Linked DNA regions of Homo sapiens: region 2 is linked to region 1. Evidence: read pairs that join two places in POLR2A ChIA-PET (ENCODE). Cell type or tissue: PC-9. All regions are shown on one strand. Links, peaks and the distances in the headings refer to the core of each region. The heading gives the core; the rest is flanking DNA. Region 1 holds the start of COX6B2 (cytochrome c oxidase subunit 6B2). Region 2 overlaps SBK2 (SH3 domain binding kinase family member 2).

Evidence for each region. ChIA-PET counts read pairs that join two places held together with the same protein. Peaks named below come from ENCODE experiments on the same cell type or tissue, not always from the same donor. Only the 100,000 strongest peaks of a DNase experiment are listed, where the experiment ranks them.
Region 2: POLR2A ChIA-PET joins it to region 1 with 19 read pairs; 3 of 35 experiments call an interaction of 5 or more read pairs at or near these places.

The regions. Positions count from the first base shown.
Region 1 is chr19:55,344,513-55,354,788 of GRCh38, forward strand. It overlaps COX6B2 (cytochrome c oxidase subunit 6B2), which reads right to left and starts at 10,207. Exons shown (of 5, transcript NM_144613.5): 1 at 10,138-10,207; 2 at 9,898-10,027; 3 at 9,354-9,454; 4 at 9,095-9,262; 5 at 5,192-6,288. The coding sequence starts at 10,009. The coding sequence ends at 9,209. It overlaps KMT5C (lysine methyltransferase 5C), which reads left to right. Exons shown (of 9, transcript NM_032701.4): 7 at 1,701-1,837; 8 at 1,988-2,175; 9 at 2,444-3,609. The coding sequence ends at 2,937. RefSeq lists enhancers at 1-128, 129-934, 2,125-2,819 and silencers at 9,522-9,631, 9,742-9,791. In PC-9, for the core only: no CTCF peak of the experiment used is centred there; a DNase peak (open chromatin) is centred at 7,749; H3K4me3 peaks cover 436 bases; H3K27ac peaks cover 1,130 bases.
Region 2 is chr19:55,524,639-55,536,566 of GRCh38, forward strand. It overlaps SBK2 (SH3 domain binding kinase family member 2), which reads right to left. Exons shown (of 4, transcript NM_001370096.2): 2 at 11,404-11,658; 3 at 6,505-6,707; 4 at 3,973-5,685. The coding sequence starts at 11,656. The coding sequence ends at 5,095. Among named protein-coding and RNA genes, the nearest start is that of SBK2, 6.5 kb to the right of the region's middle. RefSeq lists enhancers at 1,519-2,393, 6,568-7,068. In PC-9, for the core only: no CTCF peak of the experiment used is centred there; no DNase peak of the experiment used is centred there.

The DNA of each region.
Region 1 (10,276 bases), core at 6,455-8,954:
GTTGCACTGGAACCCTGGTTGCCAGCTGCTGGCCATCTTTCTTCTCTGAAAACCGAGCTGGGAGCTGTGCCAATTTGGGCAGGGAGTGTGGCAGGGAGGCAGGGCCCTGTGGTGGGAGCCCCCGGCCTTGCAGGGAACAACGCAGGCAGCTGTGGTGGCAGGAGCAGGGAGGCCAGAGAGCCCCAGGGGCCAGGACTCAGGATGCTGTCCAGACATGCCCAGGAGAGGCCGCTGGTTGTCCTGTAGCCCGGAAGCAGAAGGAATCAGGAGGGTTGGCTCCAGGGCGGCATTGAGGGTGCACCCTCTGGAGCACAGACCTCGATGGGGCACCCCGGGAGGCATGACAAAGGGATCCAGATTTTTGGCTCCAGAGTCAGAACTGAGTTGGGGTCCTGGCGATGCCACCCCTGGCCTTTGGTTTTTCATCTCAGATGGGGTTGGTGAGGATCTCTGGAACTCTGCGGGCTGGTCAAGTGTGCCGGAGGGTTTTGGACAGCGAATGCGTGGCCCTGGTCTGACACCACACACAGACGCTGGGGGGGATGGAAACAAAAGGCGGCATTCGGAGAGGCTCTGCAGGGCCAGTGTGCTCCAGCCACCTTGAGCACACGAGAGGGCGGCCAGCTCTCCAGCGATCTAGAACCATCTGGCTTCACAGAAGCCATGCTGGGCATCGACGGAGGAGTAGAATTTCCCTAGGTGTTAAAGGAAATCAGGGGCAAAGGGGGGCGTCTAGCAGGACACGGCACACCAGAGGGCTGGGGGTGCCCAGCGACGGCTTTGATCCGGCAGCAAGGCCTTGGGGTCCGGGCCAGGGAGCCATGGAAGCTCCCCCCAGGGTGTATAATGGGAAGCTTGGTTTTTAGGTCACCCTGGAGGCCCATGTGCAGGAGGCTTGGCAGGAAGGGGAGAGGCTGTAGGCAGGGTGGCCACAAAGAGGTGATGAGGGGCTGACTCCAGTAGGGGTCTCGGGGAGGCGAGGAGGATGAGGATGCGGGAGGTGGCACACTCAGAAGGCAGTGGCCGGTTGGTCTGGGGGCCGTCAGGCAGGCAGGTGGCGAGGGCTACTCCCAGGCAAATGTCAGGCTTGAGTGGATGGGTAGATGGACAGTTGGGTGGACAGTGGTCATGCCCCCTCCTAGACGGGGAACAGGGAGGAAGGCGCAGCTGTGTGGGGCTTAGGAGGAGCCTGTGGGGCAGCTCCTGGGTGAATGATCCCAAAGGCAGGGCCAGAGCACACACAGATTGGGCTGTGGAGTGAGGCAGGCCTCAGAGAAGCGGGGGCGGCCCGCAGCAGGCAGAGCTCGGACCTCAGCTGCCAAGGCACAGTCTGGCGGGGGGCAGGCAGCTCAGGAGGGGATGGGCTTGGGTGTGGCAGAGGAGGTGGGGCTTGGCACGGGGCCACAGAGGCTGGAGGGAGTGGTCACCACTGCTGGCACTGCACGCTGCCAGAAGGTCAGGTTAGATCATCGTCCTGCAGGGAGGGGTGGAAACCAGCCAGTGGGTGGATTGTCCAGGGGCTACAGGCAAAGGACAGGCCCTCGGCAAGGCAGCCGCCTCGGAATGCCACTTTTAGGGGCTCAGCTGTTGCCCCATTCCAGGAGAGGACGCTCCGGGCCAGGGTGCCCGGCCAGGTGTGGGGAGTGGGTGAGCCCTCCCCTGTGCCCTGGGCCAGGGCGCTGAGTGGGCTTGGCCCTCAGTTTGTGCCTGCAGATGGGAACGCAGCCTGCGTGAAGGTGCTCCGGGACATTGAGCCTGGGGACGAGGTGACATGCTTCTACGGCGAGGGCTTCTTCGGCGAGAAGAATGAGCACTGTGAATGCCACACCTGTGAGAGGTGGGACCGGGCGAGAGGCGGCTGGGTTCGGGTCGTCTGGGCTTCTTGAGCCCAGAAACGCACCCTCGGGACCCATCCCTGAGTGTGTCCAACCCCAGCCTCTCATCTCCCTTCCACCCGGCCTCATCTCCCCTTCACCCGGTCTCCCAGGAAAGGTGAAGGAGCTTTCCGAACCAGGCCTAGGGAGCCCGCGTTGCCACCACGGCCCCTGGACAAGTACCAGCTGCGTGAGACCAAGCGGCGGCTGCAGCAAGGCCTGGACAGTGGCAGCCGACAGGGCCTGCTGGGCCCTCGGGCCTGCGTGCACCCATCCCCGCTGCGCCGGGACCCATTCTGCGGTGAGCACCCCTCCCTGCCATCCCAGCAGCCCCTCCCCTGTCTGCTCCTGGTCATCTGTCTCCTTTCTTCTGAGCTCTCTGCCTAGCCTGGAACCCTCCCTCCCACCCTCAGTCGCTGGCAGGCCTCGCTGTTGAGCAGTTCGGCCGCATCATTCCTCTGGGGAGCGCAGGGCAGGGCTGCCTCCTTGTCCAGAGGAGGACCGGCCCAGCTTGCACTGACTTCACCTCTCCTTTGTTCCTCCTCTCCCTGCCACCTGGGCCTTCACAGCCGCCTGCCAGCCCCTGCGCCTGCCAGCCTGCAGCGCCCGCCCAGACACCTCACCCCTCTGGCTCCAGTGGCTGCCTCAGCCCCAGCCCCGAGTGCGGCCCCGGAAGCGCCGACGCCCCCGGCCCCGGAGGGCCCCAGTGCTCTCCACCCACCACGCTGCCCGCGTCTCCCTGCACCGATGGGGAGGCTGTGGCCCCCACTGCCGCCTGCGAGGAGAGGCCCTGGTGGCCCTGGGCCAGCCCCCCCACGCCCGCTGGGCCCCTCAGCAGGACTGGCACTGGGCCCGGCGCTATGGGCTGCCTTACGTGGTGCGTGTGGACCTTCGTCGCCTGGCCCCAGCCCCACCAGCTACCCCAGCCCCTGCTGGGACCCCAGGCCCCATCCTGATCCCGAAGCAGGCCCTCGCCTTCGCCCCCTTCTCCCCACCCAAGCGCCTACGGCTGGTGGTCAGCCACGGCTCCATCGACCTGGATGTCGGCGGTGAAGAGCTGTGACAGGCCGGACGGGGAGGCCCAGCAGGGAGAGAGGGTCTCTCTCCTAGCTGCTACCCAGGACCTCCAGAAGGAGCCCTTGGACCTCTGGGAGGGAGCTGACCCTTGACTCCAGCATAGCTCTGACCCTGGAATGGGGTTGGTTTGGACACCCCCAGGGATCTGAGCCCTGACCCTTTGTGACTGCTGACCCCTGAGCCACCCCCACTCCCACAGGGAGCCCCGGCCATTTGCTGCCCTCCCCACCCCTGCCCCAGCCTCAGGACTGCAGGAGCCATCCGCCCCCCTCAGCCCCTTCCTCCCCAGGGAGCAAAGCCATAAGGGGCAGGGGCCACCCCACGGCATCTCCCCAGAAGTACAGGCCTCAGGAGGAGGTGGAACTGATGTAGGGGGTGGCACTCCCCAGAGACTGCCCTCACGAGGGGACTGGGTTCGCTCTCAGCTCTGCAGCTGTCTGCGGTGGGGGGAAGGTTGGGGGGTGTCTGGAGGCATGTTCCCCTCACCACCCCCCGTGGGTCTCAGGGAGGCCGGGTGTGACCTCATCTTTCTCATGGTGCTATCCTGGTGCTATTGGGGTGGGGAGCTCCCTCCCCTCCCCCACACCAGAAAGGGGTATGTTGGGGGCTTGGAAGCACTTGAACTTTTTATTTTATTAAAACCTTGTTATAAGCAGCACCCTTGGCGGTTTTTTGTTTTGGCTTATGTTTTGAAGGGATGTGAGGAGGGTGAGACCCTCAGCTGTGCTGATGAGAGGGGGAGGAGGCAACACAGGCCTTCAGCCCTGAGAGCTGTCGGGAGAGGGATTTGGGAGCGTGATGGACTAGGGGACTGAGGCTGGAGCCCCATCCCCACTCAGGCTGTGCTTGTAAAAATGCCTTGAGACCCATACTCTCCTAGGAGTGGGTCCTCCCATTTTCCAGGCGAGGTCAACATCGTTTAGCAAGCAGAGTGACTTGCCAAGGCCACGTGGGGACTTGAGGGCCCTTCTCCCTTCTCGCGCTTCTCAATGAGATGCCCCTCCCACATCTCACTCCAAACGGAGAGAGACTGCTGGGGGCCTGGCTGAGTGAGGGTGTGGGGGCTGCCCAGGACACCAGAGCCGAGCCTGGGGGAGGCGGCGCTGACAGGACCTTCCTCAGCTGTGGCATCTTGGGCTTTGCCGTGTGTGAGACCAGGAAGATGAATCTTGTTTCTTCAGGTCCGCTCCAGGATCTGGATTTTGCCAGGGCGTCTTAGCTCTGCCTGCTGTCTCGTTTTGCAAAAGGAAATAACAGCGGCTGACTGTGAGCAATCCCTGATCCCAGGTACCTCCAGCTTCTCCCAGATACTTTTCTCACTGGGCCACCGAGCCCGTCTCACTTGGGCAGCTACAGGTCACCTGCTGGCTCCAGGCCCCCCATGTGCGCCTCCGCATCTGCCAGCCTTGAACAAGCTTACTGTGGAGGTGGACGAGGCCAGGCTGCAGGTATCAGGAAGCTCTCCTTGGCCCTGGTGGAGAGGGAGCAACAGGGGAGCAGTGGCCACAGCGAGACCCATATGAGCACCTCAGCGGTGGCCCTGGGAGGCGGGGACAAGGGGGCAGTTGAGAACGGGTCAAACCTTGTTTACTTTAAAACTCATTAGATACGTTGGATAATATGGCCTGTTCTATTTCTTTTGCAGGGAGAAAATTCCTCTTATAATGCAAATCCTGCTAAGCCCTGTTTGTTTTCTTTCTCATGTTAAAAATAAGGACGGAGAGAGCTCCAGGCCATCAAACAGCAGAGAGATGGCTCCACTGCTAGTCCCCAAGGATTTGTCTCTGAGTGAACTGAAGCCATGCTGTTCGTTTCTTTCCTTTTTTTTTTTTTTTTTTTTTTGAGACAGGGTCTGTGGCCCAGGCTGGAGTGCAGTGGCGCCATCTCGGCTCACTGCAACCTCCACCTCCTGGATTGAAGCAATTCTCCTGCCTCAGCCTCCTGAGTAGCTGGGACCATAGGCACACGCCACCCCGTCAAACTAATTTTAAAATCTTTTTGTAGCAATTGTGTCTCACTGTGTTGCTAAGGCTAGTCTCGAACTCCTGAGCTCAAGCGATCCTCCTGCCTCTGCCTCCCAAAGTGCTAGGATGACAGGTGTGAGCCACCGCGCCCGGCCTTTTGTTTCTGAAATTCAGGTGCTGTTGCCACAGCTCTTAGACAAAGAGGGCAGCGGAGCAGGGAGTCTCAGCTGAGGACTCATGGGTGGACATTGGAATTTCCAGGAACCTTCTGAAATCTTTTAAATGTTGAGAGTATATATTTACATGCACATTTTTTATAGGGGGTTCAGAGCGTTCATCACATTCTCACAAGTTTCTGTATCCGCCTCTCCTCTGCCCCCACCCCACCCCCAACAAAAAGGGCTAAAAACTAGTGGTGAGCCGGGTGCAGTGGCTCACGCCTGTAATCCCAGCACTTTGGGAGGCTGAGGTGGGCAGATTGCCTGAGGTCAGGAGTTTGAGACCAGCCTGACCAACACGGAGAAACCCCGTCTCTACTAAAAATACAAAATAAGCTGGGCGTGGTGGTGCATGCCTGTAATCCCAGCTACTCGGGAGGCTGAGGCAGGAGAATCACTTGAACCCGGGAGGCAGAGGTTGCAGTGAGCTGAGATCGCATCATTGTACTCCAGCCTGGGTGACAGGAGCGAAACTCTGTCTCAAAAAAAATAAAAATAAAAATAAAAATGGTGAGGGCGTTAGAAACTGGCGATCAGGGTTTCCTGGCCTCCGCACTGCTGCCATGCTGAGCTGGTGTTTCTAGGCAGGGCCTGTCCCATGCATTGCAGGATGTTGAGCGGCTTCTCTGGTCTCCACCCACTCGATGCCAGGAGCATGCCTCTGCCCCAACCAAAAATGTCTCCAGACCTTGCCTGATGTCCCCATGGCGGCCAAAGTCAGCTTCTGGCTTGAGCTGGGCAGCACCGGGTGGTGGGGGAGGGGAGACACCAGGCCCATAGTGACCGACCATTCCCTGTCCTTGTCGCAGCATGGAGGGTCAGGACAGCCTTAGGGACGTGGGCGCTCTCAGTCATCTCGCCCATACAGACAGGAGCTGGCTGGGGAGGGCAGGTGTGTCTGCTTGGCGTCCCTCAGCTGCAGGGGACCCTGGCTTCCACGAAGTTGGAGGCGTTCATGCTGGCACTTCCCAGCTGGCAGGACCTGGGGGACATCCTGGTGGAGCAGGGGCCTGGGGTCATGAGTTCACCAAGGTAGCTCAAGGACAGGAAGAAACGGTGGTGGCAGAGGGTCCTCTGGTCGAAGCCTGGGCCTGAGAACCCCATCATACACGTGGAGACCAGAGCAAGGGAAACAAGGAACTCGAAGGCTGGTGGCTGTAGGTGAAGGTGGAAAGAAGTTTAGTGAAACAGGAAATACAACCAGCACTGACCTGGGTGTGTGGCACTAGAACTGCTCTCAGCCTTTGGCAGGCAGGCAGGGCCCTGGCCAAGGACTCCCCACCCTGACCCCGTGTCTCCCTGTGGGGGCACTCTGGCCCTTTATGCTGCAAGCTAGTAACCAGATGCCTCCAAGAGCTCCAGGACTGGTTTATGGGGTCATCCCTGGGCTGTCTGTCCGGTCAATCAGTCTCACTGTCCAGCACAATATGGGGCACCAGAACTGGGCCGACATGCTGATTCGAGTGACTCAGATTGTCTCTATGGCTAGAGACCCCACACACTGTGAAGAGGGGGGCCAGACACTGTTCTAACTGCTTTATATGTTTTCACATCGCCGTCCTCCCCACAACCCTAGGAAGTGAGGTGTCATTATTATGTCATTGTTACCATATTTCAGATGAAAAGGCCACAGCGCAGAGGGGCTAGGGAACTTGTCCCAGGCCACATGGTTAGTAGCTTCAGGGCCTAGATTGAACTCATTCTCAGAACCATTCGGGCTCTGCCACCTTCAGGATGGGAAAGGGGGAAACCCAGAGAGAGGAGGCGAAGCTGCGGCCCCTAGGAGCCAGGGGACAGTGAGCAGGGGAGGCAGCGCAGGTGGCCTTCAGGATCCGTGGTCTGGAGGCCGGGAGGACGGAGCAGGTTCTGAGGGAAGAACCGCAGAGGGAGGGGAAAGTGGATGATGGAAGGATTGAAGAGATGGGGCTGGAGGAGGAGAAAGAAGAGGAAAAGGAGTAGAGAAAGAAGGCGGGAGGAGGATGTTGAGCGAACAAGGATGCAGGTGTTCTGGGTGGGGGCAGGAATAAGTAGAGTGGCCTTGGTTTTCTCTGACCTGGGAGGTTGCTGAGACTGTGAGGCTGGCATTAGGGGTCTCAGGAGGCGGCTACTGGACACCAGGGAAAGCCAGCCAGAGCACCTGGAGGAGGTGTTCGGAGTTTGCACAGGTGATGGTCCACCAGGCTGGAGGCCAGGCCGGGCAGGTCTGCCCCTGCCCCTGGCTCAGGCATCAGTGGGGCAGTGGCGGCTGCAGAGGGGGTCGGGAGTGTGAGAATGTGCTGAGATGAGGTCTGGAGGCAGTGAAGATAGGATGATGGGAGGAGGAGGAAGGAGGAAGGCTGGCCAACAGGGCAAAAATGGGTTCTAGACACGGCTCTGGGGAGGTCAGGAGGCTGCTGTGGCTGCACAGGTGTGGCACCCTGTGCTTGGGATGTTACCTGGGTGACCTCACCAACTTAGCTCCATTCTGTGACTCAGAGAGGGGTCCTGCCCCCGTGGTTCTGCCAGCGCCTCTGTGCATTCGTCAAGGCTCTGGGGACGTTGCATGAACAGGAAGCCCTCCTGTAGTTGAGTCCACACCCTGTGCCCTCACCCCATTCTTGGGTTGTGGTCAGAGACGGAGCCAGGAGACCAAGATCTCAGAGGTGGCGTCATCCTGGGGGATGGCTCATCTAGGGTGTGTCCTGGGCAGCATGGAGGGCAGGTGATGGACAGGTCATCATGGGGCAGGGAGCAGGATGGAGTCAGCCCCCTGAGCTCACCCAGCCCTACCTCCTCTGATAATGGGGCCCTGAGCCATCTTGGTTTGCCTTGGGGAACCTCGGGCTCACACAGGTCAAGAAGCTTGTCTAGGGTCACCCTGCAAGTTGTCATGATTAGTTGTAGTCACCTTTGAACCCTGGGGTTGAACAGGGCCTCATAGGACCGCTTCAGTCAGAGGATGGGGCTTCCCCCTCCTAGGAGCCCCTCTGGAAGGCTGATAGCTCAGGGAGTACCCGTTGGGAAAACCAGCACCCCAGGCTGACTGGTCTCACGGCTCCCTCAGCAGGACCAGGCTGGAACCCTAGGGCTTTGTCAAGCGGCACTCCTTGGCCTGGGGAGAGGCAAGACTTCAAAGGGCGTCTGGAACCGGAATGCGGTTCCGTGTTACTGCCGGGATGGGGAAGGAGTAAAGAATGATTCCGAGGGAGCTCTGAGCGTCCTCTGGGTGCTGGCAGTCTGGCGGGGGTCACAGGAGAAATTGCGGCGATGTGTGCGGTGGGAGAGACTGACAGCGGCCTCTGCGGGGTGGGGGTGCGGGGTGAGCCTGATGCATTGGAGAACTGAGCAGGCTGCTACGCCTGGCTGTGGGTGCGGGTGCCGAAAGCGTGGACACCAGGGGATTCTGTTGGAAATAAGCTGGCTCACATGATGGGGATCTCGATGTTCTGGGAGGGGAAATGAGCCAGGTGGGAGCGGGGTCGTGATGGAGAGTGGTGGAGAGCCCAGAGAGTGGGGGAGGAAGGGATGGAGTCAGCGCTGGGTGGTACAAAGAAGACCCCTCAGGACCCGAGATGGGATGGATCAGGGGTGGGATGGGGAAGGAGCCTGGGGAGATGGTCCAGGCAGGAGGGGAGTAGGGAAAGGACTGAGGTGAGAGGTAGGTGTGGTGATTGGAGGCAGGAGCACCTTGGAGCCATCTGGGTGGGACAGTGTTGAGAACTGGGGACCCTGGGCTGGCTCGTAGCTGTCAACGCGAGGCATCTACCTGCTGGAATGGAGAGGGAGAAGGGGGACGGGAGGCATTCGGCTTCCTGTCTTAGGGCCTTGACTGCCTGCTGCTACCTGATGGAGCAGCAGTCCCCCACCTGCCCCTTATCGGAAAAAGCAGCGTTAGCCCGGACACAGGCACACGGAGGATCCCCACCACCACCACGACGCATCGCTGGCTGGGCATTAAGAAGAAACATCAGCAACAGCATACCATTATTCGTGGCTTAGACACTGGGAGGTAGGGGTGGATAACCGAGACCCGGGGCTCCGCGAGACAAAAAGATGCAGGATCACTGCATCTTCAGAGGAAGCCGCGCTGGGGCAGTCAGATTTTGCCGGCGAAAATCCCGTTCTTGATCTGCTCGTTCCAGCTCTCCACCTGGGAAGCAGAAAGGCAGGGAGCGGGACGCCGGCTCAGCCTCGGCCGAGCCCTGCACACGCCTGGCCCGGCGCCCCCTCTGCCGACTCACCCAGCTGATGGGGCACAGCGAGTGGTACACGCGGAAATAGTACTCGCAGGGCTGCGTGCTCTTCCCGCGGCGGGTCCTGGTCTTGAGGCAGCGGTGGTAGTCTGTGGCGGGCGGGGGTCACGCGGCAAGCCACGCCCATTCCAGGACAGGACCCGCCCCTCCACTGCTCGGGCCCTCCCAGTTCTTCGCTGCTTCGTCCCGCCTCCCTCTCCCCTGGAGGCCTCCGTCCCGCCCCTCCCAGCCAGGCCCCGACCCCTACCTCCCTCACACTGCTCCTCCTACCCAGACCCTGCCCCTACCTACCTCGCCCCGCACCTTCACGACTCGGCCCCGCACCTTCCAGATCAGGCCTCGCCCCTACCAACCTCGCCCCGCCCCTCCAGGCTCAGCCCCGCCTTTTCTCGACCAGGCCCCGCCCCCACCAACCCGGCCCCGCCCGGCCTCCCACCCTAACGGTCTCCGCGGGACTTAGGGTGGGAGTGCCCCTCCCTGCCGTCCCTTGTCACACCCTGCTCCTCCCATAACCTGGCTGAGCAGGTCTCACCCAGGAAGTTCTGGTAGCAGTTACGGATCTGGTTCTGGCTGGGGAAGCGCGGGTCGAAGGGCGGCGTCGACCATTTCCCCTTGGGGGGCTCCTGGGCTTCCACATCCAACATCCACGAAGGAGGCAACTCCTGCGAGACGGGACGGGACGGGGACTCCGTGGGGCCGAGGGGGCGCCCTCGCTCCGACCCGTCTCCCCATCCTGACCCCCGCCCCTGAACCCCACCCGTCGTGCCCTCACCAGCCTGACGTTGGCGGCCACTGGATCTGCTGTGGGATGGTCCCGGGGTGCCGCTCGCTTCTGAGTCCGCGGGGTGCGGTCCCACCCGGGTCAGGAGAAACGCACCCCGCGGCCGGATTGGCTAGGACGCCCGAGCCCC
Region 2 (11,928 bases), core at 9,181-11,680, 180 kb after region 1:
GTACCACATCCGCGGTGACTCCTCCACTGAAGTCTTGAACCCCTCAAAGTCATCCATAAGGGTTGAAATCAACTTCTTCCTAACTCCTGTTAATGTTGACATTTTGACTTCCTTCTCTGAGTCACGAATGTTCTTAATGACATCTAGAATGGTGAATCCTTTCCAGGAGGTTTTCAATTGACTTTGTCCAGATCCATCAGAGGAATCACTATATATGACAGCTATAGCCTTACAAAATGTATTTCTTAAATAATGATACTTGAAAGCAAAATTACTAAGGCCAGGTACGGTGGCTCACACCTGTAATACCAGCACTTTGGGAGGCCAAGGAAGGAGGATCACTTGACGTCAGGAGTTTGAGACCAGCCTGGCCAACATGGTGAAACCCTGTCTCTACTAAAAATGCAAAAATTAGCCAGGCGTGGTAGCGGGTGCCTGTAGTCCCAGTTACTCTGGAGGCTGAGGCAGGAGAATCACTTGAACCCAGGAGGCGGAGGTTGAAGTGAGCCGAGATCGTGCCACTGCACTCCAGCCGGGGTGACGAAAACAAAACTCTGTCTCAAACAAACAAAAAACAAAAACAAAACAAAACAAGAAAGAAAGAAAGAAGCAAAAAAGATAATACAAACTCTCAATAAACTAGTTGCCCAGGCTAGTCTCAAACTCCTGGCCTCAAGTGATCGTCCCACCTCAGCCTCCCAAAGTGCTGGGATTCAAGGCATGAGCCACCGCGCCCGCCCATGCTTTTATATTCTTTCACACACGTGCATGCTTTCTCATACAGTGTCTTGATCTCTCACACATAGTCTCATAATCTCACACTCATCCTTACACTCACATCTACACCTGTACTCAATCAAACGTTTATGTTCACCCCCACACATACAGCTCGCTCACGCTCACAAGCTTACTCCCTCATGCACACTCACAATCACCCGCACACACACCCTCACCCCCACCCGCCCACTCACCCACACCCCCGTGCCCCCAAGCCCCTCCTCCCGCTGAGCACGGCAGGACATCCCTGCAGGTTAACAGCAGGGACCATGTGCTGGAGCCCAGCTGGGTTCGACTCCAGGCTTTGCCCCCCGGCCCGGTGTGTGGGCACGGCGGGAACCTGGCTGCCCCGTGCGTGAGATGGGCAGAGCCCAGGGACCCCCGCCACCATCTTGGGGACAGGTCGGGGAGCAGACGTGGCCTCTGAGATCCCTGGTTGGGGTTCAGCCTCCGGCCAGCACTAAGCATTACTTAATTAGTGTCGTCCCTGCCTGCCTGCCTGCCGGGGTCAGGCCATTCCTGGGAAGTTTATGTCCTCCCCTGTGCTTCACCCATGACAGGCTGGTCATTATCACCTTTCAGATAATCCTCAGCTGCCGCCAGCAATCAACACCTCGTGCCCCCCTGCCCCCTGCCCAGTCTCCACTCCCACCCAGCATGCCGCATCCCAGCCACCTCCAGCTTTTTGGGACACATTCTTGGCCTAACAGCTCAGGCTATTTCAGATTCACAGATAAAGGGGCAGGAAGTCTTGATATATTCCACCCCCACCCCCCACCCCCCGCGTTGTTGACTCCCCTCTTCTCCCCAATGATCCCTACTCCAGGAAGCTCACCCGGATTGTCCAGGTCAGAGGCCCCAACTCTATGGCTTGAACCTGGATTCGAAGGCTCCTTGGGGTCACTCCACAGGAGCACACCTGCTGTCAGCCCCGCTCCAGGCAACACCTCGGTGGCCACAGCAGGCGCCCTGCGGGGTATGCAGGGGCCAGGGAGTGCGTGACACACGATCCAGCTCCGAGTTGTAGCCTTGCTCTGGGCCTGAGGCCAAGGAGGGCGCGGAGAGGAAGAGACAGTGTTTGCAAACAGGGCAGCTGCCAAGCAGGGGCGGGGGAGAGAGGAGGAAGGTGCGAAGGAGAGAAGGCCCAGGCGGCGCCCGCCCGCGGCGCCTGCGTGACCTTCCCACCCTGGCTACACATTGACAGGCATATGCGCGCACACACACGGATCCGATGTCCACACATAGCAAGTCACATTCACTCCCCATACACACAAGTACGTCAGCACACACAAGCTCAGATGCTCATGCAGACACAGCAGGCACAAAGCTGTATTATCATCCACGTGCAGTGAGACACACAACGCCATCCTCCCTCCTTTCCATGCATATGCATTCACACACGTGCACACACATGCTCACACATGCACACTCACACTGGCGTACACATACTCATGCTCACACATGACATTCACACTTGCACACACGTGCACACACACTTATGCTTACACATGTACACTCACTGGCGTACACACTCATGCTCACCCACGAATTTACATGTGCACACATGTGCACACTCATACATGCACACACATTCACACTTGCACACATGCACACACACATACTCGTGGACACATGAATACTCACTGGCACACATACTCATGCTCACACATGACACACACTTGCACACATGTGCACACTTGTACTCACTTATGCATATGCATACTCAATCGCACACACACGCACACACTCACACACACTCATGCACAGGACAGTCACACTTGCACATATGTGCACACTTGTACTCACACGCACGCACACACATTCATACTTGCACACATGTGCACACACACGCAAGTCATGGACACACACGCACAGTCACTGGCGTACACACTCATGCTCACCCACGAATTTACATGTGCACACATGTGCACACTCGTTCACACTTGCACACACATGCACACACATACTCGTGGACACAGATGAACACTGGCACATGCTCACGTATGACATTCACACTTGCACACATGTGCACACTTGTACTCACATATGCATATGTATACACTCAATCGCACACACACTCATGCACACAGGACATTCACACTTGCACATATGTGCACACTTGCACACACACATTCACACACATTCACACACATGTGCACACTCACGCACACACACATACTCATGGACACACATGCACACTCACACTCATGGACACACATGCACACTGGCACACATACGCATACTCATGGACACATGCACACTCACACTCATGGACACACATGCACACTGGCACACATACGCATACTCATGGACACATGCACACTCACACTCATGGACACACGCACACTGGCACACATACTCATGCTCACACATTACTGACTTGCACACATTTGCACACACATGCACACACTCACAATTGCACACACGCGCACACACTCGCACAATGTGCACACTCGCATGCACGCACACTCACACTCAGACACGTGCACACTCACTGGCACACACTCATGCTCACGACATTCACACTTGCACAGATGTGCACTCTCACACTCATATGCACACGCATACACTCACACACATGCACACTCACACACACTCATGCACACATGCATATAGAGTTCCTTGATGGAAGCTTTGAGAACCATATCTTTCATTCCATTGTTAGCACACAAACTTTGGTTTGGTAAAGGAGAGGGATTCTTAGAAGCAGGTGGCTCACTCCCTCCTGCCCACAGCTCTGCCATCAGGACCCCCTGCAGGACAGCAGGGAGGCTCAGGCAGCACCATGAGCTCAGGCAGCTCATCCTCGCCCCTCCGTCTCTCTCTCTCCCTTCCTCTCTGTCTCTTTTCTGTCTGTGTCTCTCTTCCTGTGTTTGTCTCTCTCCATCTCTGTTTCTCTCTCTGTCTCTGTCTGTTTCTCTTTCTATCTCTGTATGTGTCTGTGTCTGTTTCTCTCTCTCTCTTCCTCCACCTGTTTCTTTTTGTGTGTCTGTTTTTCTATCTGCATCTCTCCTTCTTTTTCTCTCCCCCGTCTCTGTTTCTCTGTGTGTGTGTCTCTGTCTCTCTCCATCTCTCCCTGCTGTTTCTCTGTGTCTCTGTCTCTCTACCTCTGCACCCCCCTCCCTCCTCCACACGTCCTCTGATGCACACTCCCCTTCTCGTTCCCGAGCAGACAGACTCGCAGCAGCACTGGGATCTGAGCGCCAGATGGAGTTTATTTGCAGAGTGGCTGGGGCGAGAGAAGGCAAAACACATCACAGAGAGGGTGGTGCCAGGTGGGAGGGAGACCCGGCCGGAGAGAAGGAGAGAGGACGGCGGGAGGACAGGGACGGAGGGGAGGCTGCGCCACACCAGACAGGCTAATTTATTTAACAGACATTTCCTGATCCCTGCTGCAGGCCATCGCTGAGTACATGGGGTCTGTCAGCAGACGGAAGGCGGCAAAGACCCCCGACTCCAGGAGCTCACAAAATAACCACAAAAAATAAGCCATGCAGTTAGAAGAGGATACACGTCCTAGAGCAACAGCAGAGTGGGGGGATGAGGAGGCAGACAGTAAGCATTTACAACGCGCAGCTGTAATCCCAGCACTGCGGGAGGCCGAGGTGGGAGACTCGCTCCAGGCCAGGAATTTGAGACTAGCCTGAGCAACACAGCAAGACCCGCCCCCAACCATCTTTTTAAAAAGTTAAAAATTAGCCTAGCGTGGTGGCGCATGCCTGTAGTCCCAGCTACTCAGGAGGCTGAGGCAGGAGGATTGTTTGAGGCCAGGAGTTGACACCCACCTGGGCAACATAGCAAGACCCCTCCATCTCTAAAAAAAGTTAAAAATTAGCCTAGCGTGGTGGCGCATGCCTGTAGTCCCAGCTACTCAGGAGGCTGAGGCAGGAAGATTGCTTGAGCTGTGGATTTTGAGACTGCAGTGAGCAGAGATAGCACCACTGCACTCCAGCCTGGGAGACAGAGCGAGACCCTGTCTCAAAAAAAATAAAAATGCGAGGGGTGAGGGGATGAGCCTAAAGTGCCCTGAGCAAACAGCAAGTGCAGAGGCCCTGGGGAAGGTGGCGGCAGGTACCGAGAGCCACGCGGAGGTCTGAGACCCTGGGGAAGGTGGCGGCAGGTATGGAGGGACATGCAGAGGTCTGAGGCCCTCATGGACCAAGGGAGGAATGCAGCCTGCAGAGAGGAGAGAGGAGGAGGACGCCGAGGGGAATCCCAAGCCCCATGGATGAAAACACACCGAGGAGACACCAAAAGCCGTTGGCCTTGGGGGCCTCGGGTGGGGCGGCTTCCCTTTCTGCATCCCCCGGGGCCTCCTCACTGCCCAGCCTCCTCTTCCACCGCTCCCACTGCCTCCGCCTCGCCCTCCCGCTGCCTCCAGGGGCGCCCCAGGTGCTCCCTGATGGCGATCACAGCGCTCCTCCTTCGGGGGTGAGGGTCCAGCAGCCCCCGCAGAAGCGCGTCGGCCGCGGCGGCCAGGCCGAACCAGGGCTGAGGGCGGTCCCGGGGCTGGCCCGACGCCTGCCAGATGAGGAAGTCCTCGTAGAAGGGGTCGGCCTCGGCCAGGGGCCGGTCCCAGGGGAAGTAGCCCGTGAGGAGGCAGAAGAGCAGGACGCCCAGCGCCCAGGCGTCCAGGGCGGGCTGAATGGGCAGGCCCTCGGGGAGCGGCGGGGGCGCGCAGAGCTCGGGGGCCGTGTAGGGGATGGGCGGCCCGGCCAGGCGCAGCAGCGTCCCGCGAGGCCTCGTGTGGCCGAAGTCGGTCAGCTTGAAGCGCCGGCAGGCCGGGTCGCACACCAGGACGTTCTCCGGCTTCAGGTCCCGGTACACCAGGCCGCGGGCGTGGATGTACTCCAGGGCGGAGGCCAGCTGGGCGGCGCAGCGGTGCACCGCGGGCTGCGGGAGGCCCACCTGCGGGGAGAGGGGTCAGGGCCCAGTGCCCCGGGGCCACGGAAGGCAACCGAGACCCAGGAAGCAGGCCCAGGACGCCAAGGAGGCCGGTAAGGAAGACGGTGAATAGTTGGCCCTGTGAGGCCTAGTGTGACCTGTGAGGCCTGCGGGTTTAGTGTGGCCTAGGGTGACCCCGTGAGGCCTAGTGTGACCTGTGAGGCCTGTGGGTTTAGTGGGGCCTAGTGTGACCTGTGAGGCCTGTGGGTTTAGTGTGGCTTAGTGTGACCCGTGAGGCCTGTGGGTTTAGTGTGGCCTAGTGTGACCCGTGAGGCCTGTGGGTTTAGTGTGGCCTAGGGTGACCCCGTGAGGCCTAGTGTGACCTGTGAGGCCTGTGGGTTTAGTGGGGCCTAGTGTGACCTGTGAGGCCTGTGGGTTTAGTGTGGCTTAGTGTGACCCGTGAGGCCTGTGGGTTTAGTGTGGCCTAGTGTGACCTGTGAGGCCTGTGGGTTTAGTGGGGTCTGGGGTGACCCTGTAGGACCTGTAGGTTAAGCGGGGCCTCGGGTGACCCTGTAGGGCCTGTGACTTGATTGGGGTCCAGTGTGACCTGGGGCTGCCTGGTGAGTCTCCATGGTGTATCGTGTGAGTTCTGTGATGTCTATGAACTCCAAAGAGGCCTAACAACTCCACGAGTCCTGTGGGCCCCACGAGGGGCCTCCGGGGGGTAGGGGAGGCCCAGGGAGGCCCAACGCAGTGGCTGTGGCTCCTGCGGCCCAGGCTGCTCAGGACGTTCCTGGGAGGCCGGTGAGGCACTCGGAGGCGGCCTGGGGTCTGCCTACGCACCTTGGGCTGGATGAAGGCCATGAGGTCCCCGTGCAGGACGGGCTCCGTCAGGAAGCTGTAGGAGTGTGCCGACTCGATGCCAATGCCGTAGGCCGTCACGATGGCTGAGTGCGCGCCCAGCGAGAGCCCCACACAGAACTCGTACAGGAAGCCACGGAGGGACGTGCGGGGTTTCGGGAGCTGCTTCAGTGCCAGGGGTGTGCCTGGGGCAGCAGGGACAGGTATGGGAGGCGTGCAGCAGCCAAGGGCCACCTGGGCCAGCTGCTCTGTTCCCCTGTGGTCCCCTCAATGGCCCCTCAGCTTGGACTCTTTCCCATAGACCATCTCCACCTCCTCCAACTCCCACCTCCCTCCTGAGCCCATCCTAACAGCATGGCCACCCAAGCATCACCAGCGGTACCAATAGTTATAGCACGCTGGGGACCAGCTGGGGGCTCAGGCCTGCGATCCCAGCGCTTTCAGAGACCGAGGTGGGAGGATCCGTTGAGGCCAGGAGTTTGAGACCAGCTCGGACAACACAGTGAGACCCTACCTCTAAAAAAAGTTTTAAAAAGGCCGGGCACTGTGGCTCACGCCTGTAATCCCAGTACTTTGGGAGACCGAGGCGGGTGGATTGCTTGATGTCAGGAGTTCAAGACCAGCCTGGTCAATATGGTGAAACCTCTTCTCTACTAAAAACATAAAAATCTAGTTGGGTGTGGTGGCGCATGCGTGTAATCCCAGCTACTTGGCCGGCTGAGGCAGGAGAATTGCTTGAACCCAGGAGGCAGAGGTTGCAGTGAGCCGAGATTGCGCCACTGCACTCCAGCCTGGGGGACAGAGTGAAAAAAAAATTAAAAAAATAATTAGCTGGGCATGGTGGCATCTGTAAAAAATTAAATAAAATAATAACAGTACGTGGTGAATTTCTACCTTGCTTTCTTACAAGTCTATAGCCATGGAGATGGAGGGATACCATGAAATTTCTCCAATGACCTCGTTTGGCTTCTCATGACAGCAAACTCGTGTTTGAGGCAAAAAGGTATTTTTGAGACACCTGGGGAAAAGGTAACCCACACTGGGTAAGAAAGCCAATTAGGAATTGTGGATTTTGTCACGTGTGGAAACGACTTCCTAGAAGCTAAACTCCCCGAAGGAACTTCTGATGTCTTCCTTTTTTTTTTTTTTTTTTTTTTTTGAGATGCAGTTTCACGCTTGTTGTCCAGACTGGAGTGCAGTGGCGTCATCTCGGCTCACTGCAACCTCTGCCTCCTGGGTTCAAGCGATTCTCCTGCCTCAGCCTCCCGAGTAGCTGGGATTACGGGCACCTGCCACCATACCTAGCTAATTTTTGTATTTTTAGTAGAGATGGGGTTTCACCATGTTGGTCAGGCTAGTCTTGAACTCCTGGCCTCAGGTGATGACCCACCTCAGCCTCCTGAAGCATTGGGATTACAGGTGTGAGCCACTACACCCGCCCTTTTTTTTTTTTTTTTTAAGACAGGGTCTTTCTCTGTCGTCCAGGCTGGAGTGCAGCAGCACAATCATGGCTCACTGCAACCTCCGCCTCCCGGGCTCAAGCGATTCTCCTGCCCAAGCTCCCTGAGTAGCTGGGACTACAGTTGTGCACCGCCACTGGGCTAATTGCACACCAAGCTGATTTTTTTCCCTGACACCAGAAATTCCTGCTAACTGGCTAAGTTTTTTAAAAAAAATTTGTAGAGACGGTCTCGCTATGTTGCCCAGGCTGGTCTCAAACTCCTAGGCTCTAAGCAATCCTCCTGCCTTGGCCTCCCAAAGTGCTGGGATTACAGGTGTGAGCCACCATGCCCGGCTTGGTTTCTTTGATTTCTGAGCCATCAGCTGCCAGGGTGCAACCTTCCCCCTCACAAGGCCGTGTGTAACTGGGATAAATTCCCTCCTTATTGGCCCAGCGCAGTGGCTGATGCCTATAATCCCAGCACTTTGGGAAGCCAAGGTGGGCGGATCACTTGAGGTCAGGAGTTCGAGATCAGCCTGGCAAACATGGCGAAACCCCATCTCTACTAAAAAATACAAAAATTAGCCGGTGTGGTTGCACATGCCTGTAATCCCAGCTACTCGGAAGGCTGAGGCAGGAGAATTGCTTGAACCCAGGAGGCGGAGGTTGTAGTGAGCCAAGATTGTACCACTCCACTCACTGCAGCCTGGGTGACAGAGCAAGACTCCATCTTCAAAAAAGAAAAAAAAGGAAAAGAAAAGAAAGGCCGAGTGCAGTGGCTCACACCTGTAATCCCAGCACTTTGGGAGGCCCAGGTGGGTGGATCACTTGAGGTCAGGAGTTCAAGACCAGCGTGGCCAAAATGGTGAAATCCCATCTCTAGTAAAAATACAAAAATCAGCCAGGTGTGGTGGTGCATGCCTTGCCTGTAGTCCCAGCTATTCGGGAGGCTGAGGCAGGAGAATGGCGTGAACCCGGGAGGCGGAGCTTGCAGTGAGCTGAGATTGCGCCACTGCAGTCCACAGTCCGGCCTGGGCGACAGAGCGAGACTCCGTCTCAAAAAAAAAAAAAAAAAAAAAAAAAAAAAAAAAAAAAAAGAAAAAGTTCCTTCCTTATCAAAAACACCAGCCATCCCCGCCCACTCTGCAGCCAGATGCAGTGGGGTCTCTTCTGCGTGTTCACAGCGCTCCTGATCACTGCCGCCACGGCCACGCCACCCGGTGTTGGCGATCCCTGCCCATCTATGCTCCCCACGGTGCCCTGAGCTTCTTAACGACAGTGACATGTTCAGGGCCCCAGCATCATGCAGCCCAGGGGCAGGTGTGCTGGAGGCCTCCAGATACAGGTTCAGTGAAATGGCCATGGAGGGGCCTCATTGGCAATGCCCCCGCCTGTTACTGCTCATGCCTCCGGCTTTGTGAGCACCCAGGGCTGGATCTCTGCATCCGTGGCTCTTCCTGAGGTGTGCTGTTGTGTGGCTGTGTTATTGCCCTCTGTGTTATTACTGAATTGTGTATCCCCAAAACTCGTATGTGGGAGTCCTAACCCCCCCAGTGCTGAATGTGGCTGTATTTGGAGATGGGGTCTTTAAAGAGGTAAAATGAGGTCACTAGAGTGGGCAGGCCCTCATCCAATGTGACTGGTGTCCTTATAAGAAGAGGAGATCAGGACACAGACACACACAGAGGGACGACCATGTGAGGACACAGGGAGAAGACGGCCAAATGCAAGCCAAGGAGAGAGGCCTCAGGAGAACCAACCCTGCTGACATCTTGATCTCGGGCTTCCAGCCTCCAAAGCTGTGAGGAAACAGAGCTCTGTTGTTGGCCAGGCACGGTGGCGCACACCTGTAATCCCAGCACTTTGGGAGGCTGAGGCAGGAGGACCACTTGAGGCCAGTTTGAGACCAGCCTGGGCAACACAGTGAGACCCCATCTTAAAAAAAACATTTAAAAATTAGCCGGGCATGGTGGCATGCGCCTGTAGTCTCAGCTACTTGCAGAGCTGAGGTGGGAGGATCCCTTGAGCCCAGGAGGTCAAAGCTGCAGTGAGCTATGATTGTGCCACTGCACTCCAGCCTGGACAACAGCGAGACCCTGTCTCAAAAAAAAAAAAAAAAGAAAAAAAAAGAAAAGAAAAAAGGCCAGGCACAGTGGCTCACACCTGTAATCCCAGCATTTTGGGAGGCTGAGGCAGGAGGATCACTTGAAATAAGGAGTTCAAGACTAGCCTGGCTAACATGGTGAAACCCCATCTCTACTAAAAATACAAAAATGAGCTGGGCATGGTGGCATGCACCTGTAATCCCAGCTACTCGGGGGGCTGAGGCACAAGAATCACTTGAACTTGGAAAGCGGAGGTTGCAGTGAGCTGAGATTGTGCTACTGCACTCCAGCCTGGGCAACAGAGCGAGACTCCATTTCAAAAAAAAAAAAGAAAGAAAAAAGTCAAAAGTTCTGTTGTGGAAGCGCCTGCCTTTGTTATGGCAGCCCCAGCAGATGAATGCACACTTTTTCTGCATTCATGCTAGGAGATTTTTGAAGGCAGGGACTGGCTCTGGTTCAATTCTGGGTCCACTGCCCGCCCAACCCCCCCAGCACAGGGCTGGCCTCAGAAGGCGTGCCCTGAACTGACTGACCTCAGGTTGCCTCCCTATTTTCCGTTTCATGGAAGGACACGGTGCTTGGCAGAAAGGCCCAGGGTAGTGGGGAGCTGTCCTGCGCACCCACTGTGTGCCGGCCTTGCTAAGTGCTTAGCAGACAGCATCACTCTGCATCATCCCACGGTGACCACTACAGCCGCCACAGGAGGCTCCTGAGCTGGGAGCTCTGTCTTACCCAGCATTATACAACCCCAGCAACTAGAGCAGTCCACATTCACTCAGAGGATCCACCATTCTTCCAAGTAGAAATCATCACCCACATTTTCCAAAGGAGGAAGCTGAGACTCAGAGAGGGCAAGGGAGTTCCTCAAAACACAGTTTTTGGCAGGGCACCGTGGCTCATGCCTGTAATCCCAGCAATTGGGAGGCTGAGGCAGGCGGATCACTGGAGGCCAGGAGTACGAGACCACCCTGGCCAACAGAGTGAAACCTCATCTCTACTAAGAAAGAAAAATACACACACACACAAATGTAGCTGGGTGTGGTAGTGCATGCCTATAGTCCTAGCTACATGGGAGGCTGAGGCAGGAGGAACACTTGAACCTGGGAGGTGGAAGTTGCAGTGAGATTGTGCCACTGCACTCCAGCCTGGGCGGCAGAGCCAGACTGTCTCAAAAACAACCAACCAACCAAAAGAACAAAAAACAAAAAACACACAGCTTTGGAGGGCAGAGGTAAGACTTGATTCAGGCCTGCCAGCCTCCCCAGCCTGGGCTACCCCAGGCCCGTGCCCCGCCCCCAGCTGAACCCTGCCACCTCTGGCCCCACAGCCTCGTACCTTTCTGACGATGGGTGACCAGAAGGACGCGGCCATAGCAACCCTGGCCCAGGGGACGCACTTCCTCGTAGAGCTCGTCCACCTCGGCTCGGACCAGGGTCTGAGCACTCAGCGTCATCATGTCCTCCAGCGCGCGGGCAGCCTCCTGGCCCTGCTGGAGCTCCTCTAATGTCAGGCCGCCCAGACCCTCCTCCTCGCTGTCCTCCGAAGCCCCTGCCTCCGCCGGCCCTTCCTCAGACTGTTTGCCGGGCATCTCTGCGAGAACAGAGAGGGGTGCCCAGGCTCAGGTCCCAGGCCCAAGGGAGGAGGGGACTGGGGGTCTGGACTCCTGGGTCTGAGGGAGGAGGGGCTGGGGGCTCATCGCGCTTCTCATTGTGACTCAGTCTCCCTCTTGGTGAGAGGTGGGGAGACAAGTCTGGTGTGAGTTCAAGCCCCAGGTCACAGATGTCCCTGCCCGCGTGCCGCCGCCGCCACCCGCCCACCCTGAGGTTGAAAGATGAACCAGATAACTGAGACTCCCCCATC